Regions from separate parts of the Homo sapiens genome. Here region 2 is linked to region 1. Evidence: read pairs that join two places in POLR2A ChIA-PET (ENCODE). Cell type or tissue: Panc1. All regions are shown on one strand. Links, peaks and the distances in the headings refer to the core of each region. The heading gives the core; the rest is flanking DNA. Region 1 has its middle 110 kb from the start of EEPD1. Region 2 overlaps EEPD1 (endonuclease/exonuclease/phosphatase family domain containing 1).

What was found. ChIA-PET counts read pairs that join two places held together with the same protein. Peaks named below come from ENCODE experiments on the same cell type or tissue, not always from the same donor. Only the 100,000 strongest peaks of a DNase experiment are listed, where the experiment ranks them.
Region 2: POLR2A ChIA-PET joins it to region 1 with 5 read pairs; 5 of 35 experiments call an interaction of 5 or more read pairs at or near these places.

What each region holds. Positions count from the first base shown.
Region 1 is chr7:36,041,520-36,048,668 of GRCh38, reverse strand. No RefSeq gene overlaps it. Among named protein-coding and RNA genes, the nearest start is that of EEPD1, 110 kb to the left of the region's middle. In Panc1, for the core only: no CTCF peak of the experiment used is centred there; no DNase peak of the experiment used is centred there; H3K27ac peaks cover 554 bases.
Region 2 is chr7:36,226,532-36,233,680 of GRCh38, reverse strand. The region is part of intron 2 of EEPD1 (endonuclease/exonuclease/phosphatase family domain containing 1); the gene reads right to left. Among named protein-coding and RNA genes, the nearest start is that of EEPD1, 77 kb to the right of the region's middle. In Panc1, for the core only: no CTCF peak of the experiment used is centred there; no DNase peak of the experiment used is centred there; H3K27ac peaks cover 412 bases.

The sequences.
Region 1 (7,149 bases), core at 1,768-5,767:
TGGTTTTTGGGAAATCCTACATTGCACCCCTCCCAACCTGGGGACAATTCTTATTCCTTCCACACTCCACACTCCCCACCCCCACCCCACTGAGGGCAGGAGATTTAGGGTCAAGTTTGCTTTAAATGTCTACCCTCCCCCACACCACCCCCAGCAATGCTCTATTCCCAGCTGCCCATATGGGTGAATAATCTTTTCCCTAAAAATAGAGAGCAGGCACAAGCTCCATTGAGATTGAATTTCACCTCTTGTTTTTAAGGCTGTCAATCTGGCAACCAGTACTGAGGCGAAATTATCTTTTTGAAAATCTTAAATGATGAGAGGAAGGCCTCTGGGGTATGAATTCTTGGCATTGGAACAGTTATATGGCAGAATCTCCAGATCTGAAAAATTGAGCAAGATTATTTGAACCACAACTATTTACGCTTGCAAAATCAGCGTAGACTCGTGGACTGGTTCAGCTCCAAATAGCACAACGAATGAACAGAGAGGGAGGACAGGGGCCCAGAGTTTGCTTTGAGATATTGTCAAAGTTGTTTCAGGTCTAGTGTTTAGTGCCTTCATTCTAGGAGAGAATAAAAGAGAGTATAAAATTAGAAGGGAGATGGAGAAGACACGACTGATGGGGAGAGGGGCTGAAAAGCCTAAAGAAAAAATGGGAAGTCTGAGATTGGGGTTTGCTTGTCCCTTCTCTCTGTGAGTGGCCCCAGGCTTCTCCCCTACCTAGGCTTTTGTTTCTTTTTTTCTTTTTCTTTTCTTTTTTGGCAGGGTCTCGCTCTGTCACCCAGGCTGGAGTAGCTGGGATTATAGGCGTGTACCACCACGCCCGGCTAACTTTTGTATTTTTAATAGAGACGGCATATTACTGTGTTGGCCAGGCTGGTCTCGAACTCCTGGCCTCAAGTTATCCTCCCACCGCAGCCTCCCAAAGTGCTAGGATTACAGGCATAAGCCACTGTGCCCGGCCCTGATGCTCTAGGCTTCTCTGTGTGGGACCCCTCTTCCAGGTCAGCTTCATCCCTAAGTGTAGGCTGAGTTCCTTCCTTTATTCTCTCAAATCATAATTAGCACAAGACAGTTGTGTTTAACCAACTTTATTGAAGCCTTAGGGTGATGTAAGAGAATTACAATGCAGAAGAGGAAAACTGAAACGCTTGACTGTTAGATTCCACCCAGTGCCCCTACAGACTGTCAGCCACATCCAGCCACAAGGGGCTCCCTGCTGGCTGTCTTACTTAGCTCTATCCTGCTGCCATATTGCATTGGTTCTTACCTTCCCTGAACTGGAAGCTACTTCTCCAGCTCCTTCTTATCCAACTCCAGGACTCTCCTACTGACTCTCTCATCTATTCCAGCCAGATACAGTTTACACCACAATAATCTCTGTAAGATCTTCCTGAGCCCAGGAAAATAGACTTTGACATTATAAACAGCATACTTCACATCTCAGCCTGAAACACCTGCATATAATTTGCTTCCTGGGTTCAGGCTTCCCTGAGAGCAGTAGGTAGATAGGTGCTTGCTTCTACCTGGGAGCATGACCCCCTCATGCTCCAGCCCTGATTCGAACCACAAGTGATGGTTTAGAAAGATCTGAATGAAATTGGTTATAGGCAATTTTGGAGTTACAAAGAAGAATCCTTAGAGCAAAAATAAGTTTTAGTTAAATAAACAAACCTTTAAATAGTTCATTGGTGAATTCATACTTTATCAAATTTGTTTGTTTTGCGAATAGTAGATGGATATCAGCTAATTTAATTACATAATAATTACATAATAAAATTCATCGTTTGAGATTCTTCAGATTTAAAAAAAACTTACCTGGGATTTCTTTTGGAAATAGCAGAAAAAAGAAAACAAACAAGAAAACTTGTCATTCCTTAAGGACAACTCTATGTTACATTTTCTGGACACTTTTTGCATATTACCATATTTAATTAATCAATCCAAAGTGGTAATACATATTATACTCATTTTCCAGTTGAGAAAATTAATATAGGTATACAGTGGTCAAGTAACTCATCAAAGGCTACTCAACTAGAAAGTGGCCAAACCAGGATTCCAAGTGCTCACCAATCACAGTAACTGGGACTAGGTTGTGGTCACCAGGGAATGCAATGGTGGGATAAGCCTTGAGCTGGTGTTTTGAGAGGGCACAGATAATGAATGTTTAATGGGCTCTTTGATGCCCTTGGAATAAAGTTGGTATGTATATCTAAAGGAATTAAACACTCCAGCCCTGATTCGAACCCAAACAGCATGTTCTATATGGCTCTGCGGTGAACTGGGAGCTCACTTTAAATGTATCTGGAGGAAGTCTTGACTCAAAGCAGAAAGAGCTCTGATTGGCCCAGGCTCACAAGAATGGAGGCAGCCCTGCTTGCTGGTCTTGGATGATAATCTGGTGACTGGCTCCAGGTGGTCAAGCCTATTTAAATGTCTCTCTGCAGCTCAGACTCTTGAGGAGGGCCTCATGTGGCTTTTGGAAGTGCTAATGGGATGGCAGATGTGGCTGCAGGTAATTATAATGCAGGCTCCAGCAAGGCCTTCTGCCCCTCCAGTCGCAGTAAGTCCTTCCTCTTAGTTTCACTCACATCACACCAGTGCAAAGTTCAGTCCCTTCACCAGTTTCAACCCTACAAAATTAGAAACTCAGTTGCACCAAGCATGGCCTGAGATTAGCCACTTTAGTGACTAGCAAGGGGCGATAGAGTGAAAGCCACTCCCACTACCCTCTCCTTCCCTGTCTCCTCCCCTGTTTCTCTCAGGAGTGACAGACGCCTCTCCTTGTCCTTTTCACTTCTGCAACAGTCTTTGGTACTTGGCCATGAACTTGGGGCCTTACTCTTCTTCCCAAGGGAGGATATTAAACAATTTCTTCTTCCAAAATATAATATTTTCTTCTGCAAGGGGGAGCCTGAGGAATGACATTTCTCCATCTCATTACATAACTGTGCCTGGGAGATTTAACAAGGGCCAAGGTTTTTTTGAAGCCCAGAGATTTGATTGATTTTATACAAAAACTGAGGGAGTGAGAGCAAATCCATCCACAAAAAGGTTGAGAAACATGCGCTTGGGCTGCTATTTATTTAGAACTGCTGATCAGGAGGTTATGGCTGTGAAGAGGTTTGTGCACATGGCACTCTCTGTCGGAGTGCATTTCACTCAAGTTTCATTGCAGTTTGGGATAAAGGCCTGATTTCTTAACAGGAAATCCTGGGATGCCAGAATTTTCTCTTGTTTAAACACAGAGGTCATTTGCTGATGGTTTCCTGTTTTGCCTTCATTTTTGATGATCTAGACTTTGCCAAAGAATTAGTTCTTATGTCAAAAGTCCTTGCAGACTGTCATTTATCGTTGTCTTTTAAATTCCAAGTTTTGAAGTGCTACTAGTCAGTGGTGGGACTGAGGCCACATGGGAAGTAGTTTGTCATTTCTGAGTTCCCAGTACTCTTGGTCACTGGGGATCAATAAGTATCTGTCCCATCTCTCTCGCCCGCTCCTAGCTTCCCTTCCCACCAAATCCTGACCCCAATCCTCTTTTCCTTCCAAACCAGTTAAAGACAAAGTAAAATCTACCACAACAGAAACAAAGTTCACTTCTAACATTCAAACTATTTCAAGGATTTGGAGATGATGTGAAAATGCATTTGACTCAGGAGTTGAGCAGAATGCTGAACTATTTTAACAAAGTCGGGTGCAATAGGTTCATTGCTGAAAGAACCTTTCCATCTCTGGATGGAATAATTATAACATTAGCTCATTTTGTTAAGTGATTACAATGCTTACATGGATAATTTCATTCAATCCTCTGTGATGGGATTATTCTTATCCCCATTTTACAGCTAAGGAAACAGGTTTGGAGAGAATAGGCAACTTGGCTCAAGGTTGCTCAGCTAGTATGACTTTAGGGTCAGAGTTTCTGCCCCAGGGGTCTGCTCTAGCACACACCCTTGACCGCTGAGCTGCGCTGATGCTGGAGGTTGGTGTCCAAGGTACTCGCCTTCTAGTAAAGAAAGTATAGAGGAAGCTCTTTTTTCAGTGGGGATCTCTGCATTTAAATTATTTCACTGGAAGTAGCAGGATTTTTTTTCTCTGTCTTCTGCCAAGCCTGATAGGTGCTTGAAACTACATTCTCCATCCAGCAGCCAGTCGGTTCTACCCCACACATTCCTTTTCTACCTCACGCCATTTGCAGTTGCTGTTTCCTTTGCCAGAAATGCTCTTCCCCCAGAGGTTTGCACAGCCTGCTCTGTCCATTGTCAGCTCAAATGTCTCCTTCACATAGAGGCCTTTGCTGACAATCTTCTGATTGATGATCATATTTCCCTGTTTATTTCCCTCATAAGTAATTGCCCTGTTCGTTTGATTTTCATTCATTGTTCTCCCACCAACAGGAAGGCCTTTCCCATTTCCACTGACTCATTTCAGTGTTTGGAGCAGCAACCAGTACCTAGTAGATGCTCAATAAACATTTGCTGAGTGAACAAATGAATGAATGAATGAGTGACCATAACCTCCTGATTAGCAGTTCTAAATACATTTGCATAAGTATTAATTGTTGGCCAGACTGAAAGCTCTAGGAGTATGGTATAGTGCGTTTTCAAGAGGAAACCTCTCCATGTATTTCAGCTCAGTTAGGACACACGCAGGGCTTCAGAGATCAATGCAGGTCTTTGCCACACGCGTAAGAAATAGCCCTTCCCAATGGGAGTGTAACTTTTGCATTGGAAAATGAATCCTCTCTGAGTGCCATGGCTTACACCTGTAATCCTAGCACTTTGGGAGGCCTAGGCGAGGGATTACTTGAGCCCAGGAGTTCAAGAGCAGCCTGGGCAACATGGCAAAACCCCTTCTCTGCAAAAAATATGAAACTTCACCAGGTGTAGTGAAGGTGTGGTGGTGCATGTCTGTAGTCCCAGTTTCTCAGGAGGCTGAGGTAAGAGGATCACTTGAGCCCAGAAGGTGGAGGTTGCAGTACCAGCCTGGGTGACAGAGTGAGACCCCCTCTCACAGAAAAAAAAAAAAAAAAAAAAGTTGTGTTTTTCTTAAGACATTTGCTTTGTTTTTTGTTTCTGTTTTTTTGTTTTGTTTTGTTTTGTTTTGTTTTTTGTTTTTTGAGACAGAGTCTTGTTCTGTCTCCCAGGCTGAAGTGCAGTGGTGCAATCTCAACTCACTGCAACTTCCACCTCCTGGGTTCAAGTGATTCTTGTGCCTCAGCCTCCCAAAGTGCTGGGATTACAGGTGTGAGCCACCACACCCAGCCTGTTTTGTTTTTAGAGCTGCCAATGTTTCTTAAGAAATCCTGTAAGATGTGAGGAGGTAGAGAAAAGCAAGCACATGAGACAGTCATTGTCATACTCAGACACGTCAGAACCAGGTTTGGACTTTAGGAAGCCTATCTATTTTTTTTTTTTTTTTTTTTTTTGAGATGAGATCTTCCTCTGTGGCCCAGGCTGGAGTGCAGTGATATGATCAGGGCCCACTGCAGCCTCAACCTCCCTGGCTCAACTGATCCTCCTGCCTCAGCACCCCTCAAGTAGCTGGGACCACGGTCAAGCACCACCATGCCCAGCTAATTTTTTATTTTTTGTAGAGATGGGGTCTCACTGTACTTCCCAGGCTGGAGGAAGCCCATCTTGGCAGTGGAGTGGATGATGACAGCCAGAGGTAGGTGCTTCTGGGCGCTGACAATGAGACAGAGATTATGAGGGAGGCAGGGTTGAATTTGGAGACGGAGTGTACTTGGTGTTAGGCCTGAGCCTCTGGGGCCATGAGGGGTGGAAGAGAGGTCCCCTTCAATTTGCTAATCCTGTAGATGTTTTTGGAGTGACTCCTCCTTTCCTCTTCCTCATTCTGAAGCCTGGCTCTGTTATTCCCCTGATAGCTCACCTGTGCCCAGCCGTTTCCAGCCCAAAGTTAACAGTGATCACCTCCTTTCTCGAAATGCATCAGCCTGCCTCTGCTTGCATTTTGGGACCCCTGCATCTTCACACTGATTTCCTAGTACCCTTCTGCATGGAGCCTGTCCTCTGGTCAGGCCACCTCCTCGAAGCTCACCCCAGTCTCTTTCTGTCACCGGCACAGCTGCCTCCCATTTCCCCACACCAAGCCCTACTTCTCCCATGAAGCCACCTGTGTCCCTCTCCTCATCTCGTTGCCAATCTCGCTCCATGCCTCTCAGAGCACACAGAAGTGCTCAGACAGGGATTCCCTCATGTCCTGTCTCCCAGTAGGCCCCCCTTCCTGCAGCTGAACCACACTCTGTGCCTTGCCCCCTCCGACTGGCTGTGCTGTGTCCACCCTGGAGCCCATCACCCCTCACCATCTCAGGACTTCCCTCCTGCAATTGCCCCTTTCCACTGGACCATTCCAGGCACACCAGGCAAGCTAGTATCTCTAATGTTTGGATAAACTTGTTCTTGCTGCTCACAAACCCCCTTAGTTTCTTCCCCCAAGTTCTCAGCTCCCCTTCACAGCATAATTTCTTGAAAGAATTGACTATAGTTAGTCCTCATTTCTCCTTTCCATTCTCTCCTCAGCCCAGTCCATTTGGGTTTCTGTTCCCACTTGTCCCCAAATCAGCTCCTGCCAAGATCACCGATGGTTGGCAAATCCATTTGCTACTGAAAGGTCCTCCTCTGCGACCTCTCAGTGATAGTCAACACTGCCCTTTCCTTGAAATGTCCCTGACTCCACTGCGTGGTCTCCCTGCTCCTTCACTAGATCCTCCTTCTCCATCCCATTTGCTCAATCGTCTTCTATTTGAGTTCCTAAAGGTTTATTTCCTCTTCAGGGCTCAGTTCCTGAGCTGTCATTTATCTACATGCTTTCTTGGATAATCTCATTCAATCTACGCCTTTTCTTTTTTTTTTTTCTGAGACAGAGTCTTGCTCTGTCACCCAGGCTGGAGTGCAGTGGTGTGATCTCGACTCACTGCAACCTCCACTTCCCAGGTTCAAGTGATTCTCCTGCCTCAGCCTCCCAAGTAGCTAGGACTACAGGTGCCCACCACAATGCCCAGCTAATTTTTTTTTTGTAATTTTAGTAGAGACGGGGTTTTGCCATGTTGGCCAGGCTGGTCTCGAACTCCTGACCTTGGGTGGTCTGCCAACTTTGGCCTCCCAAAGGCTGGCATTACAGGCGTGA
Region 2 (7,149 bases), core at 1,095-5,094, 190 kb before region 1:
AAACTTCCCTGGACACCCGAGTTAAACCAGCATCCCAGATCACAATATGTTATTTTCTTCAGTGGTCTTTGTGCTACCTTGAAGCATGAGTATATCGGGGTGCTTTTGTCTGTCTCCTCCCAACAAGCGTGGAAGCTCCTTGAGGCTGGGGGCTGAGACATTCTTGCTCATAATTACATTTGTGGTGTCTACAACTGGCACATGGAAAGCGCTCAAGGAATTTATTTGCTGACCAGGCCTGGAGGCCTTCAGGCCAAGTTGCTATCATAGCTCATACATTCCAGCCTGAATGGGTAATAGCAAAGGCCATGCCTCGGTTTCTCCTTCTGAAAAGAATGCCTCAAACAAGATGACTGGGTGGATCCTCCCTTGTTGAAAGGTACTACGTGAATTATGTAACTGACTGTCATTCATGAAATATGCCTGGTGGCAGGTCAAGGCCATTGGCCACTCCTCAGCACATTCTGATTCCCACTGTGCAAATCTAGATTCCAGGTTACCAATCTGGACAGCAACTTATATGCTAAGTTAGGACTATCCAGTTGTAGCTCAAATTTCAGAAGCCTAATCTGCCTCTGAAATAACCATGATAAATATTTACACTGGAGGGACTTTTCAGATAGTCTCCCATTCCTGCCCCTTTTATGGTCATGAAGTCCAATTTAGTATCAGGTATCAAATGGCAACAGCTTAAAGAAAAGATCTCAACACTGTTAAAATATTCAGCTCTATTTTTCTCCCTACTATTCACTAAGATATTACATTCAAGCCACAGCAGAACAAGATTTGAAAACCAACAATTTCAGGCTCTAAAATGAAAATGACATTAAAATAACTTCAACTGACTCTGATTTAAGTCAAAACCTGAAGGATGCCATGTCCTGCTCTCATGAGTTACTGTCCTCTAGAACACACCTGGCACAGGCCTGGCATGCACAGTGCTACCCTCCAACCCCCCAGCCTCCACAGAACTCTCCCCCACTGAACTTAGATTCAGCTTCCAAATTCTTCTCAACACTCCAGTGAGCCACAACCAATCTACTGAAATCGGCATATGAGATAAAAACCCATTTATTTTCTGCTCTAAAACCAATACCAAATAGTATTATGCATTAGGAGTAGGGGGAGGGGCAAAAACAAACAAACCAGAGACATTCTTATACTACTAAAACCCAGCAAGGGCTGGTGCAGTATCACGTCTGTAATCCCAGCACTTCAGGAGGCCGAGGCGGGTGGATCACAAGGTCAGGAGATCAAGACCATCCTGGCTAACACAGTGAAACCCCGTCTCTTCTACAAATACAAAAAATTAGCTGGGCCTGGTGGTGGGCGCCTGCAGTCCCAGCTACTCGGGAGGCTGAGACAGGAGAATCGCTTGAACCTGGGAGGCGGAGGTTGCAGTGAACCAAGATTGTGCCACTGAACTCCAGCCTAGGTGACAGAGTGAGACTCCATCTCAAAACAAAAACAAAAACAAAACAAAACAAAACCAAAAAAAAAAAAAAACCAGCAACATAAATGGAATAGCTTTAGGGGCAGAGGGAGAGAAGATGATAAGACACTCAGATCTACACAGTTAAGTGTTTCAAAATGAGGGCAGTGCATATTAATATTAAGAAGCTACTGCTAGAGCTGTTCATAACTTTGGATTTCTTCAGAAAGCTGTTTTGTCCTCCTGAGAGTTGCAGTCCTTAAGGGTATTCTGAGGTGCTTCCTGTTATATAACTGTCCTGATTTTATTTCTAACCTTATTGGAAACCCTTCCAGTTTATGGTATTTATTTCAGTATTTATGATATCAGATTCTTCTAGCATATCAGATACTCCCTGGGAGGAAATTTCAGACATATGAAGCAGCAATAAGCCCACGTACTAAATCCTCCACTTGACACCATCTAACTTTTTGCCCTGGAAGGGAATCTGGTATCTCATATTTTCAATTCTGCCTCTTCCTCCCCGCCTTTCTTCTGCTGATTCTGCAAACTTATACTGAATACCTCCTATATTTCAGAAACTGCCGTGTGTCTGGGGGACAAGATGAACACACAGTTCCTGCCCTCCACAAGGGCCCGCAGGGGTTAGGAAGCTGCTTCAGCGTATGCCCGAGGAAGAGAGAGGTGTCTTCCTGAGACTCTCCTGGGTTCCAACATGGACCAGTAGATCCGGGCCTAAGAGGTTGTGTCTGTTAGTGGCCTGGAGCTTGGTCCTCATCCTCTGAGAACAGCACAGCCCCAAGCAGATGAAAACTGCAATGAACTATAATTTCTTTTTCTGTACCCTACTTTGAGAAGAGTGGCAAATCACACAAAAGCAGCTGATAGCAATGATTTATTTAGATAAATGACAGCTTGAAGGGCAAGTTCTGAAGTCAGGATGAGCAACACTTAGAAAGACCTAGAATGCGTGCAGTTAAGATCTACAATGGGATTAGAGAGGGTGATGGGGAAAGTGCCAGGCAGACACTGACAGCACAGAAGACAAGCAGCAGCACTGAGGTGACAGAAGCCAGAGGGCACCCCTGCAGTCCAGGACGGCATGGGACACGGACCACATAAGCCTCGATGGCCCCCAAAAAGACAGATATGGGATAACTCTATGGATGCTTCAAAAGCACTTAAAGGATAAACCCTCAACTATAGAGACACTTATGCTTCCAGAATAGATTATAACCTAAAGGATGCTAGAGTCAGGATTCACCCTGGCTCCCTTTCTCTGAGGATTCTGGCACTTTGAGTTCCCACTGCGTTTATTAAATGACATAGTATAGTCCATGAGACACAGCAATATGTAACAGACAATGAATGCTATATGATGGATCCATTCATTCACTGTATGGATAAAATATCTAAGGTTATGCAGTATGCACGAGGCACTCCTGGGTGCTAGGGACACACTGATGAGCAAAAGCAGCCTCTGCCCCTAGACATCTGAGTCTAATGGAGGAACCAGGTAAGTGCATCAGCCGCGTGATGGGCACTCTCAGGAGGCAAACACATGGCGCCATGTGCCTGCTGGAAGGGCACTGCACAAAGCTGGGAGGCTTCCTGAGGAGTAGCCCATCAGCTCACACCTTCAGGCCTACACAGCAGAGGGGAGGACAGGAGCATTCCAGGTAGGGTGGCAGGAACGGCAAGAGCAAAGGAACAAGGGGACAGAGTGAGCATGGCCTGCTCAGGGACTGCATGCTGACCATGGACATGGGGAGGCAGGACTGAAGGTAGGAGGTAGGAACTCAAGGATTATTCTGCAGAAACAGGTGGGGCTGGCCCTGCTCAGAGGGTCTGTCAAGCCACATCAAGGAGTCTGGCAAGGAGTAGTCACAAATAATTTAGGGCAGTGATGTGGCAGAGGCCCGGGGGCACAGAAAGTAACTAATAAAAATATGGCCATGGTGTTGAGAATGGATGGGGATGGGGTGGGGGTGGCAATGCTGGAGGTAGAGAGACCCAGGACGGGTCCAGGTAAGAGATGAAGGTGGCCTGTGCAGGCAAATGGCACTGGGCTAATTCTACACAGGTGAGCAGCTGGTAGGGCCTGATGAATGAACAGATGAGGGGAACAAGAAAGAAACATTACTCCAGTTTCCACCTTGTGAAACTGGGGGCTGAAGGGATCATCTACTTAGGGAGCCAAGCAGTGCTGAAGATGCGAGTCTGGTCTTGGATACACTGGGGTTCAGGGCTTTGGGACCTTTGAGTGGAGTTTGAGGAGGTAACTGGCTGTACCTCAGCAAGTCCTGGGCTATAGATTTGGACATCAGGAGCGGGAGGATGGTGACGAAGGGGAGAGACCATCCAGGAGGCTGTGAGGACAGAGAAGACAGTCCAGGGTAGGTGCCCAAGGGCCATCAACAATTAGCAGCTGGAAACAGGAATGGGAGGCTGTTATGGAAGCGGCAAAGGGACTGCCAGGAAGGTAGAAGGGAAACCCGGAGAACACGGCCGGCAGCCATAGGGGGAGAGTGCTGCAAGAGGGCAGGTAGCCAGTTGTTCAGAATTTACAGAATGCCAGGTAAGCAAAGGCTGGTGGCATTGGAGAGAGCGGCTGCAGGGGGTGGTGGAGATGATGCCAGGTTTCAGTGGGTGAGAAGTGGATAGAAGTGAAGGAGGAGAAATGACGACATTAAAATCTAGGTACAACATGTTGGGTGGCTTCTCACAGCATGATTTTCCAAGGAGAAAACGCAAAGCCAGCAGGTATTTAGCCTTATCCAAGTGAAGGCAATTATTAAAGCACAAACAGTCCCTCTCAAAGCTGTGCATTCACATTCTCTTTCTCTCTCTTTCCTCCATGCCTTCCCTCCCTCCCCAAATGATATAGTCACGGGACCCAGTTTTTCTCTCAGAGTATAATCACCATTTGCAGGATTTGGAAGAAAACTAAAGATCATGAAAGTTGTTAATGATGCCTGGACTAGTTTTGTTTTATAATATAATACTTCCACACCCTCCTCTGCAAGAAAAAGAGAAGAATGTGAAGACCCTAAATTGAAGAGCCCACACCAAACCCCAGCACCTCCAGCAATGCTGGCGACACAGGCCCTGTACCTGATGTATCAGCCCACACTGTCTCCCAGACTGTACAGCAAGTGACAGGGAAGGGGTTTCCGCACGTGCCTTTAGAAGAGGGGTTCAGCAGTGTAAACCTGGGGAAAGGGGCTCTCCAGGCAGCCTTTCTCTCTAAGGGAGAGAGGAGGCCCAAGAGGAGAACATGGAGCAAAGGTGTAATCACAGCCAGGGCCCGGAGGCCAGGGGCAATGGCCACTCTCTACTCACATGTCTCTGTGACAAACCTATTAATCAATTTTCATCCTTAATAACAGCCCTAGTAATAAAACTAGGAATAGTCCCCTTTCATTTCTGAGTCCCAGAGGTAACCCAAGGAACCTCCCTAATGCCTGGCACACTTCTCCTCACATGACAAAAACTAGCCCCTATCTTGATTATGTTTCAAATTCTCCCATCAATAAACACGAATATCCTCCTATCTATCACAATCCTATCCATTATTGTAGGTGGTTGAGGAGGACTTAATCAAACACAACTGTGTAAAATCCTGGCAGGCCTGGCCCCAGCTGTGTCTGCAGAATAACTTTTTCCTTCATTCACGTCACTGATTTGATTTTCCACAGCAGTTTTTTTTTTTTTCTTTTTTTGAGACGGAGTCTTACTCTATTGCCCAGGCTGGAGTGCAGTGGCACAATCTCTGCTCACTGAAACCTCTGCCTCCCAGGTTCAGATAATTCTCTTGCCTCAGCCTCCTGAGTAGCTGGGACTACAGGTGTGTGCCACCATGCTTGGCTAATTTTGTATTTTTAGTAAAGATGGGATTTCACCATGTTGGCCAGACTGGTCTCAAAGTCCTGACCTCAAGTGATCTGCCTGTCTCAACCTCCCGAAGTGCGGGATTAGGGCGGGTAGCCACCATGCCCAGTCTGTATTTGTTTTATGTGGGGTGGAGTTACTTAAGGAATTTCATGAAAGTCAGATTCACAAATGGCATCAATCCAGATGTCTGAACACGCCTCTTTTCCCTTTCAAGCAAAGTTCCAGGTTAACTTCTGAGGAAATTAATGAAGGAATCCCCCCACCCTTCTTTAATAGAGATGGGGGTCTCACTGTGTTGCCCAGGGTGGTCTCCAACTCCTGGGCTCAAGCGATCCTCCCATCTCAGCCTCCCAAAGTGCTGGGATTAGGCCGGGTGTGGTGGCTCATGCCTGTAATCTCATCACTTTGGGAGGCTGAGGTGTGCGGATTACCTGAGGTCAGGAGTTTGAGACCAGCCTGACCAACATGGTGAAACCCCTTCTCTACTAAAAATACAAAAATTAGTTGGGCATGGTGGCATGTGCCTGTAATCGCAGCTACTTGGGAGCCTGAGGCAGGAGAATCACTTGAACCTGGGAGGCGAAGCTTGCAGTGAGCCAAGACTGCATCTGCACTCCAGCCTGGGCAACAAGAGCAAAACTCCCGTCTCGAAACAAAAAACAAAAACCAAAAAAACCCAAAGTGCTGGGATTACAGGTGTGAGCCACTGCGCCTGGCCAAAAATTTCTTGTCTCTTGTTTTTATCACCAAATTTTAGAAGACATCATGGGTGTTACATGCAGGCCTGTTTTCCCCCATGCTTACTTTCCTCCTCTATTGGCTCAGAGCTGAGGAAACACAGGGGCCGTCAGCATCTGCACATCAGTGGACACGCCCAGGAGGAGGGATGAGCTCTGGAGAAGGAGCTGCTTTTCCTAAATATGTCCTTGACAGCGTTGCATCCTGTCACTGCCAAGACACCCTTCCTTGCCAAAGCCAAGTGCGGGATTAGGATGTCAGCACAGAACAATCTCTGTGGAATTTAGCTTGGGCAGTAACTGTTCTTAGCGGGTTTGAAAGAATTAGTCTGCAAAACAATCTGGGCAGGAAACTTCTTTGATGACAGTGCCCAAGTTTTTTATTCCATTCAGGTTTTCAACTGCTTGAATCAATTACAGTATATTCTATTTTTTAAGAAAATTATCCAATCCATTCAGATTTTCAAATTTTGAGCACAAAATTATACAAGTAATCACTTTAAACTTAATAATCACCTCTGCATCTGTTTCTGGCCACCCCCCCTCCCTTCTTTAAGATGGGTAGATATTTTTTCTCATTTTGAAAATTAGATCTGTGAGAAATCAGTCTACTTTGTTGGTTTCCTGAAAAATTAGCACTAGGATTTATCAATTGTACCATTCTTTTTCTAATTAAGGTTCACATTTATCTTAATTCCTTTCTCCAATTTTCCACTGTTTTCTTTGGTTTCTCTGTCACCTTCTTTTGTTTAAATGATTTATTATATATATAAAGCCATACTTTTTTCTCTAAGTATGTATTTATCCTTGTTTCAAATTTCATTATGCAGTCTTCTTGTTACTATCTATGTAGTCTACAGTTGTAGTGTTGACCTCTTGTTGGATTCAATGGTTATTTGAATTGTGTTTTTCTATCTCTAAGTAGTTTGGTTTTAAATTTTATTTTCTATAGTTCTAGTGCACTCTATTTAGGGGAAGCACCCTGTGTATTTATTTCCTGATTAGTAAAGTGTATTGAGACTCTTTTGGGTCTACTTTGTGCTGAGTTCACGTTTCCATTTCCCAAGCATTTGAGTAGTTCCTGAA